2 separate regions of the Mus musculus genome follow, and region 2 is linked to region 1. Evidence: chromatin loops called from intact Hi-C (ENCODE). Cell type or tissue: left cerebral cortex. All regions are shown on one strand. Each heading gives the region's core, and the rest is flanking DNA. Links, peaks and the distances in the headings are about the cores only.

Region 1 (7,818 bases), core at 1,763-6,762:
TTACACGTCCTAGGTGCAAATGCAGAGTTGAGTCTCTTGTCTCACAGATGTGCCCCAGAATAACTTAGCATGAGACCACAATCTAGGGACAGTATACCTCTGAGACAGTTTTAAAGCATGAACCCACAAGGTCATTCTTACATTTAAGAGTCAATCACAGGCAGTGGGCATTTTTTTTTTCGCATAATTCTTTTTGTTTTGTTTTTGTTTGTTTGTTTGTTTGTTTGTTTTGATTTTACATTCTGACCATAGTTTCCACTCCCTCTTTTCCTCACAGTCCCTCCAGAACTGCTCTTCTGCCCTCTCCCAGCCACTTCTCCTCCATTCCTCTTCAGAAAGGGCAGTCCTCCTATGGATATTAACCAAACATGGCATATCACTTTGCAGTAAGAAGAGGCTCCTCCCCTTGCACTAAGGCTGGAGAGCCAACCTAGTAGGAGGAAAAGGGTCCCAAAAGCAGGCAAAAGAGTCAGAGACAGCTCCTGCTCTCACTGTTAGGAGTTCCACAAGAAGACCAAGCTACACAACTGTAATATATCTGCAGAGGGCCTAGATAAGGCTCTCTGGTTTTTGTTTAAGTCTCTGTGAATCCCTATGAACCCACGTTAGTTTATTCTGTGGGGTTTCTTGTGGTGTCCTTGACCCCTCTGGCTCTTACAGTCCTTCCCCTACCCCCTCTTTCAATGGATTCCCTGAGCTCTGTCTAATGTTTGGCTCTGGGTCTCTGTTTCTACAAGTTGCTAGAGGAAACCTCTCTGGTGACAGCTGGGCAAGGCACCAGTCCACGAGTACAGCAGAATATCATTAGGAATCATTTCATTGCCTGTTTTTTTTTTTTTTTCTTTTTGCCAGTTGTGTCTGATAGACTTCCAGTGGAGGGATTAGGACACCAAGCTATCCACATAACCTTCACCATGCAGTTTGCATTGCCTACAAGATGTGGGTAAAGGTAGCACAGAATTATGGGAGTGGCCACCCAATGATTGGACCACCCCAAGACCATGCCATGAGAGGGAACCCACCACTGACACTGCTGGAGGGCCAGGACCCAGTGGCTGGAAATCCCAGAGACCTGGGATAGAACCAAACATGACTTTCCACAGATTTCTTTAAAAAAAAAAAGATCTACTTATTTTATGTATACGACTGTACAGATAGTTGTGAGCCTTCATGTGGTTGCTGGGAATTTAACTCAGGACCTCTGCTCACTCTGGCCCAAAGATTTATTTATTATTATATATAAGACACACCAGAAGAGGGCATCAGATCTTATTACGGATGGTTGTGAGTTACCATGTGGTTGCTCGGATTTGAACTCAGGACCTTTGGAAGAGCAGTCAGTGCTCTTAACCATGAGCCATCTCACCAGCCCAACTTTTCACAGATTTCTTATGGGCATGAAAATGGCTTCCATTTTCAGTTTCTAGTAGACAAATAGTTAAGGACCTCTAACTCTGTGAGATCTGACAAGCAGGTAGGATTAATTCTGGAGGATTAATTAATGACAAGAGAGGAGAGCTAATGGTCTCCAGCCCACAGCAGCACTGTGGTATCTTCGCTGGCTGCTGGTTCTCTGTGGTTCACAGATGATGTGACCTTGCTAGTATAACAGGCTCCAGGGCGGTGGTGTTCAGCAGCAAATTTTATTTTATATTATCTTCGGTTGTGACCCAGTCAGTATTCAAATGTATTGATACATTGCTTCTTTCTATTCTAAACAGAACAATCTAGTGCTCCAGTTGGTCTGTTGCTCCACACTCTTTCCAAGAGGCAAATGAAATGAATGGATGGACTGCATACGATGTCTGGCACATTGACCAGCATCATGCTGGGTGTGTGTGTGTGTGTGTGTGTGTGTGTGAGAGAGAGAGAGGGAGAGGAGAGAGAGAGAGAGAGAGAGAGAGAGAGAGAGAGAGAGAGGAGAACACATAGATGTTAGTACATGTGGATGTAAGAATATGTGTATATTATAGAGTTTGAGTTTGGCATGTGAGTATGGAAATGTTTATGTGTGTAAGTATGAGTGTGTAAGAGACAAAGGAGAAAAGGAGAATATGTATATATGAGAGGAATGTATATGTTTAAGTGTGCATGTTTGTGAGTGTATATGAGTGTGTATAAATGTACATGAGCCTGCATGTGTTTATATGTATGAGTATATAAATGTGCATAAATATACATGTGTGTATATGAGCGTACATGTTTATGTGTGTGAATGTATATGTGTGTTAATATATAGTATGTGCATTTGAATATTCATATATGTATTTGTATATATGGAAAGTGTGTGTGAATGTGTATTATGTTTATGTGAGTATATGTATATGGTATGATTATATGAGAGTATATATGAGTGTTGAAGTGTATATGAATATATGAGTGTACATGTTTATATAAGTATTCATGTATGTATGTGAGTGTATGTGTGTGTATGATATGCATATATGTAAGCATGTGTGTGCTTTGTGTATATATGAGTATGCATATGTATATCTGTTGTTTCTGTGTGCATATGAGAGGTATGTTTATGTGTGATTATGTCAATATGTGTGTCTAAGTATATATGCATGTATGTATATGTGCGTAATATGTGTATATATGTGTGTGTATATGTGGCTGTGTATGTGAATGTACATATTTATGTCTGTACAAGTGTGTATGTATATGAATGTACATGTGTATATGAGTATGTGTATAAACGCATGAGTGTGTGTGTGTGTGTGTGTGTGTGCGCGCGCATGGTGAGTACTCATGATATAAACCAAGGGAGTGGGAGATTTCAGCATCAGTTTACTGGGCATGGCCCAAGTTCTTATCCTTTGTCATTCAGCATGTAAGAAGGGAATCCACCCATGGCTCCAGCTGCACATGTGGCAGAGGATGGCCTAGTCAGCCATCAGTGGAAAGAGAGGCCCTTGGTCCTATGAAGGCTCTATGCACCAGTATAGGGGAATGCCAGGGCCAGGAAGCAGAAGTGGGTGGGTTGGTGAGCAGGTGGAGGGGGGAGGAGGGTAGGGGGTCTTCGGAGGGGAAAGCAGGAAAGGAGATAACATTTGAAATGTAAATAAAGAAAATATTTAATTTTTTTTTTTTTTTTAAAGAAGGGAATCCACCTTTTCATTCACCTGGCCTTGCAGAGGGATTCAGGAGAAGATCTAAATTACCCGCTAATTACCTTGTAATGCATCCAGATGTTTTATGGCTCTGTAGTTTTGCTGTTGAAGTAACTGTGAAATGAGAAGCACAGGCTTCACTAGAACCCATTGCTACATTCTAGGGTAAAGTCCTCCCATCAGAGGCACTCACTATCGTGTCTCCATCAGACTGCCCATCAAGCCTAGCAGAGGTGCAATCCTTTCTGTGATAATCAGCAGCGGCAGTGTCTACTCTTCCTGGGAGTGGTAGGAACCTCTTTGCCATCTGGCTAATGGACTGGCAGCCCACCTGCTCTGTCCACAGAATGCATTCTGGTCCTGCACTGGGAGGTCCTTTCCACTGGGAGGTCTAGTACAATGCAGCATTCAATATCAAAATGCATTAAAAACCTGGCCACTGAGCCCTTCGTGAGGTAGAGAAAAGGATGGAAGAGCCAGGCAGTGGTCGCTCAACCCTCTCTCCTGCTGTTCTCTCTCCCCTCAATGGCAGAAGAGAACATGAGGCCTGCGGATGGGACAGAGGCAGCAGGCATCCTCTTGGCAGAGGCTAGAGAGATACATGCATCAAGGGGCTCCCTTATCTGTTTCTGGAAAATCAAACAGCCCTGCAGGGTGGTGCCACAGGTTTTGAGCACGAGTTGCTGTTGTCAATGTAACAAGCTACCAAAAGCTATCTTATAACAGAACAAAATACCGGGTTTAAGTAGAGCAGAAGTCCAATGTGAGTATCCCGGGTGCTGACAAGGCATGTCCTTTCCAAGGCTCAGTCCTCCTCTTTTCCAACTTCGGTGGCCCTCTGACTTCCTTGTACATTGTGTCTTCCTCCATCTTCAAAGCACATGGGAGGCATCTCCAGTCTTTCAACATCCCCCCTCCCTTCTTCTTTCGGCACTTTTCATTATCCAGGGCCACATGGTTGCTACAGAACAATCCCCCATCACTAGGTGAACTGCAAGGAAACTGGGAGTCTCCTCTCTGAGCGATCCTAAGTGTTTCCCAGTCTTCAGATGAGGTTGGCGACATCGCTGAGAGGTTGGCTACATCTCTGCTTCCATGATCTCTGTACCTACTTTTCAGAGGAAGGGACCACAGAGCAGGGGATCTTACTCAGTTCACAGGTCTAACGGATATGGGATTAGGACTTAAAAGCTGGTGGGTCTGACCTGAGGCTGAAGAAAAGCTACCTGATCGGGCCGCACAGGAGAGAGAATTCGGGTACAGGTAGCCTTGGCTAACAATATCTTGTTCCCTACCTGGTAATAAAGACAAGCAAGAGCTCACTCAGCTTCAATTGCTGTGCAAATATTTTAGTCATTTATATTCAGGACAAATGTGGATTCACAGTGACATGCATTTCACTAAGTAGGATAAAAATCATCCTGAGGGTAAACACAGCTGCAGCTGGTGAAGGGGCTACTTCCTAGGCATTGTGTGGCCAAGACAGTGTGTACTGGGACTCCACATCACAAAGGGACCAGGTGGCCACTGAAAGGCACATGCTGGAACCCTCCCCAAATAACAAGGATGTGTTTCATTAGCCCAAGAAGAATCGGGTAGATGTGGGAGACGTTATGCTTAGCTGTGTCTGAGGGCCTGATGCTTACACATGAGCTGAGCCTGGTGTACCTTCCAATCATCCAGGCCTCTGCCCGATAGTTTTACAACAAAGGCAACAGGACCTTGTTTTCTAAGGTCAGTTCCAATGGCTATATTGGTCAATCTACATGACACCACCTAAGCATGGGGAGAAAGCCATGGTCTCTTGGGGGAGTCCCACATGGACTTTAGCAGGTGACAGAGGACAGAAGAATGTAGGTAGAGCTTGATAGGAGTCACTAGCTATGAAAGGAACAAGTCAAGTCAGGAGGACCTGACCCCAGAGTGGGTGGCCTTAGGATGCTGTCATAGCACTTTCGTCACAGCTGCATTTGGCCTCCATCCATCAGGAAAGGCTAATGTGCAGCTGAGGGGTAAGCCAGTGTTAGCCCTCTTCCTCAATACAAGAAGGAAGCTGTGTGACCTTCTGTTGTTCCCTTCAGCCCCTGCCCATTATATGGAACTGTACAACCCTCATTAGCATGCTTTCCCAAAGCCAAACTTCTACCCATTTCTCACTTAGCATAAGAGAGAAGGAGGGAAGACGGGAACTTAGTTCTTCTCTAAACCATTAAGTTTTTAAAAGTTGGAGCTAATCAAGCCCAGGTTTGACACTTGGTACTGCCTCAAATACTGAGAACAGGCCAATCAGGAAGCTGTGTGTCTTCTAAGGCTGTAGAATCCGAGCATAATGAAGATCCAGGTCAGGGGCTTTGGTCTACCCTAAGATAAAGCTGATGGCATTGACCTCACCAATGGGGTACAAGCATATGGTATGTTGTAGGCCCTGAAGTAAGAGGAGCGGACCAATTTGCAAGACCAGCCACCCATTTCTGGGCTAAGAAGAGGAAGCCTAGAAGGTTCAGTGTGGTGATATAGGATATAGGGATAGCACACACTTACTGAAACCTTTGGCAATGATCTTGGAGCTGTGTCTTCAAAGATCTTTCAAGAATGCTGAGTTTCCTCCACAAGTTCCAGCAGGGAACGTAGGTCAACCAAACAAAGCATTCCGTAGAATCCGTCTCCTGGGTGAGCAGGCTTCAGTCTCAGTCCCCACTCAGCCCATGCTCTTTCTTAGCATGAGCTTCTTTGCCATTGCGTTGAGCCCATAATTCAAATGTGCCCTAGGAGTACGGAGAAGACAGTGCCAGTACCTGTGGGTGTCTGACTGGACCTGCAGAGGACGTGCAGATGGAGCTGCTGTGCAGTGGACTTAGTATGACTGTGTCCTCCGTGGCTTTGTCTATGCTGAAAGCTAGTTTTCCACTCTGCTGGTAGTCATCTAATTCCATGATGGCCTCTGTTACTAAAGAACCCTGACTTTTCCTGGAGAGCCATAAAGAAAATGTACTTGTATCAGATAAGGTGCCGTCAGACAAAAGAAGACTGTCCAAGCCAGCTTGTGAGGCAATGCATTTACTGTGGTTGGTTAACTTACATGGTTAACTCAAAAGGCAACCAGACCAGCAGCCAGTCCTCTGGGCCACTTAAGGGCAGGTACACTGATGAAAGTCCTACTCCAGTTAATTGTTTATCTCTTATTTGATCTCATAAAGGAATGACCCCATGAAGATCTTATAAAGGTCTGCTGAGGGTCCCATGAGCCTTATAAGGCTTTCCCTCCACAGGAGAATTTGAATAGACTGAGGCTGGCTCATGAGCATGCTCACAGCTACTCTGCTTCATGATAGTGGTGGGAGTGGCCAGTGTGTAGGAAACTACTCCCTTCTAACTCTTTAATTTTTTCTACACCGTCTTTTATCATGTTCCTTGATATCCCTGAAGCCTTGGAGAGGGATTACACACACACACACACACACACACACACACACACACACACAGAAAGAGAGACAGAGGCAGAGACACAGACACAGACACAGACACAGACACACACACACACACACACACACACACACACACACACACGTGTGCGCGCGCGCACACACACACACAGAGAGAGAGAGAGAGAGAGAGAGAGAGAAAATGAAACCTCTGCAATAACTGCTGCCCACTGTCAAAATAAGGCCCCATTTGACTCTAAGCTGGAAACAGCAGAATCTGCATGCATAAGCAAAATGTTTGGAAGAATTTAACGGACAGATCACGTCTATTTAGCATAACAATAGCAGAAGCCTCCCCTCTGAGGTTTGTATTTGCTGAAGTCTCAGGCATTTCTTCCTGGATGATAGTACCAAACATGGGTTCCCTCCTGTGGAGACCTTAAATTCAACCAGAAAGTAGTTAGTTGTTCCTATAACATCTGTGCCACTGTTATTCTCATAGACATACCTTGCTTGGCATGACAGGGAGGAGTGACCACCTCTGCCTCTATAGGTTGTGACTGCCTGTAACTCAGGTGCAAATCACACCCAGGATCTCACTATTGAACTCTATGATTCCCTAGTAAGTTTCAACCACAGATTATTCCTGATGCATGCTGAAATTGCCAGAGTGACCCCTGCACTCCCACAAAAGAGCATTGTTTCAGAGATACAGGGGATTTTATGCTGGCTGATGAGTGTCATTTCATGAATTCTATAACTTAATGTGTGTTTGTTTATATATCCACATTTTCACGAGAACATCTATTGTGTAATTTCATATTATTGGAATGTATATCATCATATACATACATCTTGAATTTCTAATATTGTGAAATCTTCCTCTGAAGGGATCAATCAATGCATACTCGCACTGATGTATTCTGTGCCAGCCTTGTACATCACCAGAACTTAATGTAAGCCATTCTTTATTTCAGTTGGCATTTCTTTAATTTTGAGTGATTCTCAGGGGTCTGTCGGCCATTTGTTTTGTGTTTCTGGGAATACATTCACGTGTGTCTTTCTCGTTGAATTATAGGGACTCCTGTAAATTGAGGGATTAATGTGTTTGACTATAATGTTTTCCACTATTTTTCTTGAGCTCTGATCTTTTCCATAAAACAATTTGATGATGATTTTTTTTAATCCTGAAAAAAATATATGTAGCATGCAGCTTACCAGGTAGCCACTTTAAAATGTACATTTAGTGGCATTCAGTTTATTTACAATGTTGCCAATAGTTC
Region 2 (7,818 bases), core at 1,032-6,031, 770 kb after region 1:
GAAGTGTCCCCTGTGCATATGCAGAAGTCTGGCCCTGTAGGGAGTTTGGAACCTAAATGAACACTTCCTGAAGTCTGGGAAAACTCACACAGAAATTTGACTAGAGTTGCCCCATATAGGGCAAGTCTCCCTGCAAGGCCAGTTTCCAGTCCAATACTCTCGCAAATAAAGCTGCCAAAATGAACAAGGAAATAAGACACAGTGAGTGGGGGTTCAAGCTATAGCATCTATATCCCAGAAATTCAAAGGATGCAGCTGTGAAGGACAGATGTAAAATCCCTACAGAGAAGATCCTAAACCAGTAAGCTATGCGTTGGTGGCAGAGCTTGGGCACCCACAGGAGGGGACAGCAGATTGCTTATGTCCTCTTGTCCCACACTCAGAGCCTCATGGGGTCAGGAGAGGGCTGCTGCTCTCCTGATTTCCTGGTCCTCAGGTCTATAGTGACAATGGCCATGGGCAGCCCAGCCTGAGGAGGGTCATGTAGACCCTTCAGACCCCATAGAAAGCTCAGACTTACTCTTGCGATTCCATCTACCTTATTCTAAGGGTATCCAGATAAAGTAACCCTGAAGCTTACAGGAAAGCAAGGACATTCAAATAGTGGATCCTCTTTGTATAAATCATGCAACAAGAGCATTGAGCTAACCTGAGGGAACTGTTCAGACTCTCAAGAACCCCTCTTAAAAGGCTGCCGGATGAGAGCTTCCTCAGGGGGGGGGGGGGGGGTGCTACCAGTATGAACTTCTCAAATATCAAGAACTGGTTCAGAGTTGGGAATCAGTGGTAAGTTCCAGTTCTCAGGGGCAAAGAGAATTGGAGAATTGGGCAAGCTCAGACTTGTTTTTTTTTTCCTGAGACTCTTGGCATATCAAAGGGCACTAGTTCACTAGTCATGGGGAATGACTGCCTGTGTGTTCAAGTTTGGGCTCTGTGACAGTTGGTTATGTAATGTGAGTGTAAGAAAATCCAGAGTCGCCGTGAGGGACTGTCTAGATTAGGCTGACCTGTGGGCATTTCTGTAGAGGGTTATCGCAATTACATTAATCAGGATATGAAAATCTGCCTGCTGTATGAGGCGAAGGGAATTCGGGACTGTGTTAGAATGGAGAAAGCAAAGTAAATTGCACTAATTCATTGTTCTAGGTTCTTGACTGTATACAATGTAACCAGCAACTTCAAGTTTCTCCTGCCTCACCTTTCTTGAAGTGGTGGGCTATAACATAGAACTGTGATTCAAACAAGCCCTTTCTCCCTTAGGTAGCTTTTTCTTTAGAGATTTATTAACTTTATATATATAACTACACTGTAGCTATCTTTAGACACACCAGAAGAGGGCATCAGAAACCAGGACCTCTGAAAGAGCAGTTAGTGCGCTTAACTACTAGGCCATCTCTCCAGCCCCTCTTAGGTAGTTTTTATCAGGGCATTTGTCACAGAAACAGGCAATAGCACTAAGGCTTCCCAAAAGTGCAATAATAGTGCCTTTACCTTCTCAAGTCTTCGTGTTCCCAGCTAAAAAGAGGGGGAACATGTTCTCCTCCACTCTGCAGCCTTGTCCTCCATCTCTAAGACTCTGGATTTGCCCCTCAGTGACAGCCAGTTCATGGGGCAGTGGACCATCCATAACCTTCATGGCTGCTTTGCAAATACACCAGCCCGACTAGGAGGGTCTCCAAGATCACATCTAAGATCAAGTCCCTTTTCCAGCCTGGGTCCAGGAGGAGACAGACTTGTAGGGGAATATTAACCCCATTATCTAGAAAACAGGGGCTAATCCCAGTCAAAGATCACTAGGGTAGCCTGAGAAAGAGCAGCACTGGCCTGTGCTGAGAGCTCTATACACAGTCACGTGTGTAGACAGGAAGAGGTGTGGAGATTCAGCTTCCAGTCCCAGCCAGTGGGCACCGGGCGGTCTCTCAGCACACAGCGTGGGAGACCACACACGTTACTGCCAGACCTTTCCATCAGAACACCGTGGCTGCTTTGAAGTAGGACAGTACACATTAAGCCAGGATTGGGGACGAAGCCTTCATGGTTGACGTCCAACAGCTGTGGCCTCAACAGAACTCTTGGGTCCTCCCATAAATCTGTGAAACTCCCAACGGGAAGATGTTACTTGGATTCTTCTTCCCGTTTCTCTCTTCCTCCTCCTCCCCCATGCCGCTTACCTTCCTGGGGGTCCTGACCCTATAAAGAACAGGACAAGGTGTCCCCACTGTGTTATGTTTCAAACCTAGGACAAATGGCTGAGGTGCTTATTTAACACATCAAAGCAGACCTGGCCTCCAGGTTCTCCCAGCATCCCTCAGTCCCTATCTACCTGTTACAGGGTATGGCTGGCACACCCTGTACCCTTTACCCTGAAGTCTCCAGCCCAGGGGCTGGGCTGCCCTTTCCTCAGAGGCTCTTCCTTATATAACACAGACATCTGGTTACCTTCCCCTTTTTGGTGACCTGGCTGCTGCACCTGATTCTTGTCTCTTCTTTCTCCCCTACCCTCCCATCTCTCCCCCTCTCCTCCCCCTCCCCCAGAAGCATGGTCTCATGGTAGCCCCACTTCATTAGAACCAGGGCTTCGGGAACTAGTGTCTACAAATGAAAGGGTATTTCAGGAATAGTAAGAGTTTTATATTTACGTTTATGAAAACGCGTTCCGGAATGTCCCACAATAAAAGAGCATTTCCATTAGCCCGCTCGGGGCCTCTGGGTACCACCTACATCTGTAATGCACGGGGCACTTAGAGGTAATGAAACCAAATTGCTTTCTCAACATGCTGCAAATCCAACTTTTCACCAAGAACCAGTGAGCTTTTTATCGGAGCGTCGTCTTCCCAGGCACCTCTTTAAAGGCTGCTCCAACAAATCTGGTGTGCCCTGAGCCCTCCAGATGGAACGGCCCTTCCCTATCGCCTGGGGGCATCAGCACCCCTCAGAAAGCACAACAGCTACTGGCAAAGAGCACGCAACTCTAAGACGTGATGACTTCCTCACAGTTTCTATTTTGTGCTAAGTCTGAAATCAGTTACTCACTTTCTCGCAAGGTAACCAAAGATGCGCTCAGCTCAAGGGTCAGTGAGCAGCTAGCCCTGGCCACTGTTGATTCTGCTACCTGGGCTGAGAGATGTTTCACTATGCTTGATTTAAAAAGATAGCCAGGGATGGGTGTGTCTGCGATGGCATATCTGCCTGATACAGCTAGGGAGGTGGTCAAAGGGACTGAGAGAGAGTTCGAAGCCAGGACGAATTACCAGAAAAAGAAAAAAGAAAAGAAAGATGGACAAACGAACAAAAGAACAAAAAAAAACCCATAACCAACAAAAAGTCCTGGAGCTGGCACTAAGTGACGCTGTCCCAGGGTGGCATGGCTCCCTGACCCCACACAGCTCAGGAGAGAGATGGCAGGGAGTAGATTGGGCTCAAAGGCAGCCACTCTCATCTGGACTGTGACCTCTGTTCAGCAATATGGAGAGAGCTAAGAGATGGACCTAATACACAGGACGAATAAGGAGAGAGAGAAAACAGGGATAAAGATAGATTGCGCGTGGGGGGAGAAAGAGACAAACAGGAAGAGAGGTAGAGGAAGACGAAGATTAGTTAGGTCTTTATGAGGCAAGGTGCAGCATAAGGGGGCAGGAGTGTGCGAGGAGAACAGAGGTAGGGTTGGGCCAAGCTGAAGCAGGCTAGCGGGCAGAGGCAGAGGACCCCATCACTCAGGAGACACTATCATGAAAGTCCTGTGGGTGGAGCCTGGGAGGGGCAAGGAGGGAGTCGAGAATGTGTCCTGACCTGTGGGGTTGGTTAGAGTCCTCAGTGCTAAGGGACAGAGCAAGGAGCTTCTGGAAACAGGCTGCTTGTTGACTGTGAAGGCGCAGGCGCATGAGCTACACACGTGGTCCACACACAGACAACCCGCAACTCTGAGAGAGGCTCACAAGTCACTGCACTGAGGGAGCAAAGCGGTCAGGGCTGTAGCGCTGCCGTACGGGTTTCGATTTGATTTGCAGGGCTGGGAATCAAATCCAGGGCCTTTGCATTCCTGACTGAGCAAATGCCCGACCACTGAGCTATACCTTCAGTTTTGCAAGATGCTCCTCTTGGGGAAAACTGACTGAAAATCACCGTTTCTTTCCATTCTCTGGGGACCAACAACCATTTCGAAAAATTCCTAGGCAGGTAGGAACGTAACTCACGGTCGAGTGCTTGTCTAGAATGTATAACACTGTGGGTTTAATTCCCAGCGTCAGGGGATGGGGTCAAAAGTTCCCATAGTCCCCTCGGCTGGTACATGGAGTGTACGCATCTTTCTGTTGCTGTGATAAACACTTTGAGCCAAAGTAACTTGGGGAGGAAAGGGCTTATGACATCTTACGGGTTACAGCCCTCCATCGTGGAAAGCTGGGATCTCAGGGCAGACACTGAGTTCCCGAGACCACAGAGGGATGCTGTGTCCTGGCTTGTTCATCCTAACCTACTCACCCTGCTTTCTTTGCTTTCGGTTTGGTTTGGTTTTTGGTTATATTTATTTATTTACTCACTTGGCGTTGCAGTATAAGCCCCCTCTCCTCACAGTACCTCCGCATGGAGATCCTTCCCCCATTCCTCCCTCCACTTCTCCTCTGAGAAGGGGAGCCCCCCTCTGAGTATCACAACCACCCCAACCCCTCCCCACACACGGCCAGTTAGTGGTGGAACAGGATCCACAGGCAGGGAGGCAACAGATTCAGGGACAGCCCCTGCTCTGGTTGTTGGGGGACCCCATGAAGACCAAGCAACACATCTGCTACATGCGTGGGGGAGGTGCAAGATCCGGCCCGTGCTCAGTTCTTTGGTTGGTGGTTCACTCTCTGGGAGCCCCCAAGGGTACAGGTTAGTTGACTCTCTTCCAATGGAATCCCTGTCCTGTTCGGGTCCCTCAATCCTTCCCTCACCTCTTCCATAACCAAGCTCCATCCATCTGGCTATGGGCCTCGGCATCTCTTTCCATTGGCTGCTGGGTGGAGCCTCTGAGGACAGTTATGCTCCGCTCCTGTCTGCAGACATACAAAGAATCAACAAAACAAAGAGCTGGTTCTTTGAGAAAACCAACAAGATAGACAAACCCTTAGCCAAACTAGCTAAAAGGCAGAGAGACAATATCCAAAGAAGCATAATCAGAAATGAAAAGGGAGGCATAACAGATACAGAGGAAATTCAAAAAATCATTAGGTCTTATTTCAAAAGCCTGTACTCCACAAAATTGGAAAAAAAAAATCTAAGTAAAACAAATGATTTTCTACACAGATACAAATTACTAAAGTTAAATCAAGGTCAGGTAAACTATATAACTAGACCTATAACCCCTATGGAAATAGAAGCAAGTCATTAAAGTCTCCCAACCAAAACAAGCCCAGGGCCAGATGGTAAGCGCACAGAATTCTACCAGACTTTCAAAAAGAGCTAATACCATACATCTCAAACTATTCCACAAGGTAGAAACAGAAAGAACATTGCTGAACTCATTCATTCTATGAGGCCACAGTCATCCTGATACCAAAACCACGCAACTTAACAAAGAAAGAGAATTTCAGACCAATTTCCCTTATGAACATTGATGCAAAAACACTCAATAAAAACCACATCAAATCCAAGAACACATCAAAGACATCATCCACCATAATCAAGTAGGCTCCATCCCAGGGATGCAGAGATGGTTGAACATACGAAAATCCATGAACATAATCCACCTTATAAACAAACTGAAAGAAAAAAAACACACATAATCATCTCATTAGATGCTGAGAAAGCCATTGACAAGATCCAACAACCCTTCATGTTAAAAACCTTGGAGAGACCAGAGATACAAGGCACAAATCTAAATACAATAAAGGCAATATACAGCAAGCCAATAGCCAACATCGAACTAAATGGAGAGAAACTTAAAGCAATTCCACTAAAATCAAACAAGAGAAGACTGCTCACTCTCTCCCTATCTCTTCAGTCTAGTACTTGAAGTTCTAGATAGAGCAAAAAAATCCGGCTTTCTGATACAGAGCAGGCCCACCTGCCTAGAGATAGCACCGCCCATAGTGGGCTGGACCCTTCCATATCAATCAAATCGCAATCAAGAAAATACCTCACAGGCATATTCATTTAGGGTATGTGGGACATTTCTACCAGACAGGCATAAAAACCGGTAAGGTTGAATGAGCTCAAACCCTAGGAATCTCAGAGATTTGATGGCAGAAGTGGAGTCCTTCTCTACCCGTCTCTGTACTTGCTCAGGAACACATAACCACAACACCCCACTGAGAGGAACGTGGGCACCCAGTCGTGTAGCATAACACTGGAGTTCTTCTCCATGCTCGTGAGGTGTCTAAATAGTTTAGTCAGTGACTTTCCCTTCCTGGGTATTCCTTCCAACAAGAGGTATATAATCCCCGATTCGCCCCAAATAAAGTGTATGTGTTTACATCCATCATCAAATGAAGCAATGTGAAGAAGCAAGGGTTGTCTCAGAGAGCTGCTTCATTAAGGATGAAGGAGGGTAAGGCCTTTGACCAAAGAACAAAGACTCCTGAGGAAGGCTTTCTGCCCTCTAGCCCCTCTGGTACTCTCTGCCCTCGCTTCCAATCAGACTGGATTTTGCTCATCCTGGGCTCTACCCTCTCCCTCCTGCCCAGCACATGGATGAAAGCTAGGCCATGGACCCCAGTTCCTAACTCCCTCTCTCAGTGGTATGCTGGAGGTACCTGGGTACCCAGAGAGGAGACCTGGAACCAGTGTGAACTGCCAGTTTCGAACTTTGCCCTGCCTCCTCCCATTGCAGCAGTGTCTGGGCACCCCACAGAGAGGCAGGACTCAGTACCACACACTCATAAGTCATTTGGTAGAGACAGTTCCTCGGTTGACAATTCCCTCTCCCCAGGCTTATGTGTAGATTTGTGTCAGTTTGACAAAAGCTAACCAGCACATACAGAAAGCACAAGGCAGCTGTAAACAGCCATGTCCTGGCAGGCTGGGCCAGGGTGAGAAGGTCACATGCCTGGAGAAGAGGTCAAGGCAAGGTCCGGACCTATTGGCAACCTGGGGTAATGAGTGACTGCACAGGCTGGAGAGGTAGCTTAGAGGGTAAGAGCACTGACTGCTCTTCCGAAGGTCCTGAGTTCTAATCCCGGCAACCACATGGTGGTGGCTCACAACCATCCGTAATGACATCTGACGCCCTCTGCTGATGTGTCTATAGACAGCTGCAGTGTACTTACATATAATAATAAATAAATCTTTGGGCTAGAGTGAGCAGGGCCAGAGCGATCAGAGGTCCTGAGTTCAATTCCTAGCAACCACATGATAGCTCACAACTACATCTGTACAGCTACAGTGTACTCATATACATAAAATAAATAAATAGATCTTGAGAGAGAGAGGAGCACAGCTTTGGAGAATTCCACAAGGGAGGGAGGAAATGAGAAGAGCTCTCCCCAGGATCCCTGGACCTGGGACTCTGTCTCCCACAGATACTGGGGTGAATTCCTCCAGTGAGACTTATGTGGAAATTAACCAAACTTATAGCTTTGACAGATCACTTGAGTTTAGGAGCAAAACTAGTTTGCCAAAATGATTCTTTTCTCTTTAATTAAAACCCTTTGTTAACTGCCAAGCTGCCACCTTCTTCCAAGACAGACAGGATTAGCTTATATCCATCACCCCGGGCAGACGGCCATCCAAAGAGACTAGGGTGTGTCCCAAGAGAGCAGAGACGGCGCCGTACAAATGACTCTGTCGACACAGGTTCAAGCATCTGGCAGATCAGATGAAAAGGTTTCTACAGGGCCCCTG

What was found. Hi-C counts contacts between places; a loop is a spot of excess contacts. Peaks named below come from ENCODE experiments on the same cell type or tissue, not always from the same donor. Only the 100,000 strongest peaks of a DNase experiment are listed, where the experiment ranks them.
Region 2: it touches region 1 in a loop (2.8-fold over the local background); 3 of 42 quality-filtered maps call a loop at or near these places.

The regions. Positions count from the first base shown.
Region 1 is chr7:138,250,221-138,258,038 of GRCm38, reverse strand. All of the region lies in intron 7 of Tcerg1l (transcription elongation regulator 1-like), which reads left to right. Among named protein-coding and RNA genes, the nearest start is that of Gm51503, 30 kb to the right of the region's middle. In left cerebral cortex, for the core only: no CTCF peak of the experiment used is centred there; a DNase peak (open chromatin) is centred at 4,565.
Region 2 is chr7:137,480,263-137,488,080 of GRCm38, reverse strand. No RefSeq gene overlaps it. Among named protein-coding and RNA genes, the nearest start is that of Glrx3, 47 kb to the right of the region's middle. In left cerebral cortex, for the core only: no CTCF peak of the experiment used is centred there; no DNase peak of the experiment used is centred there.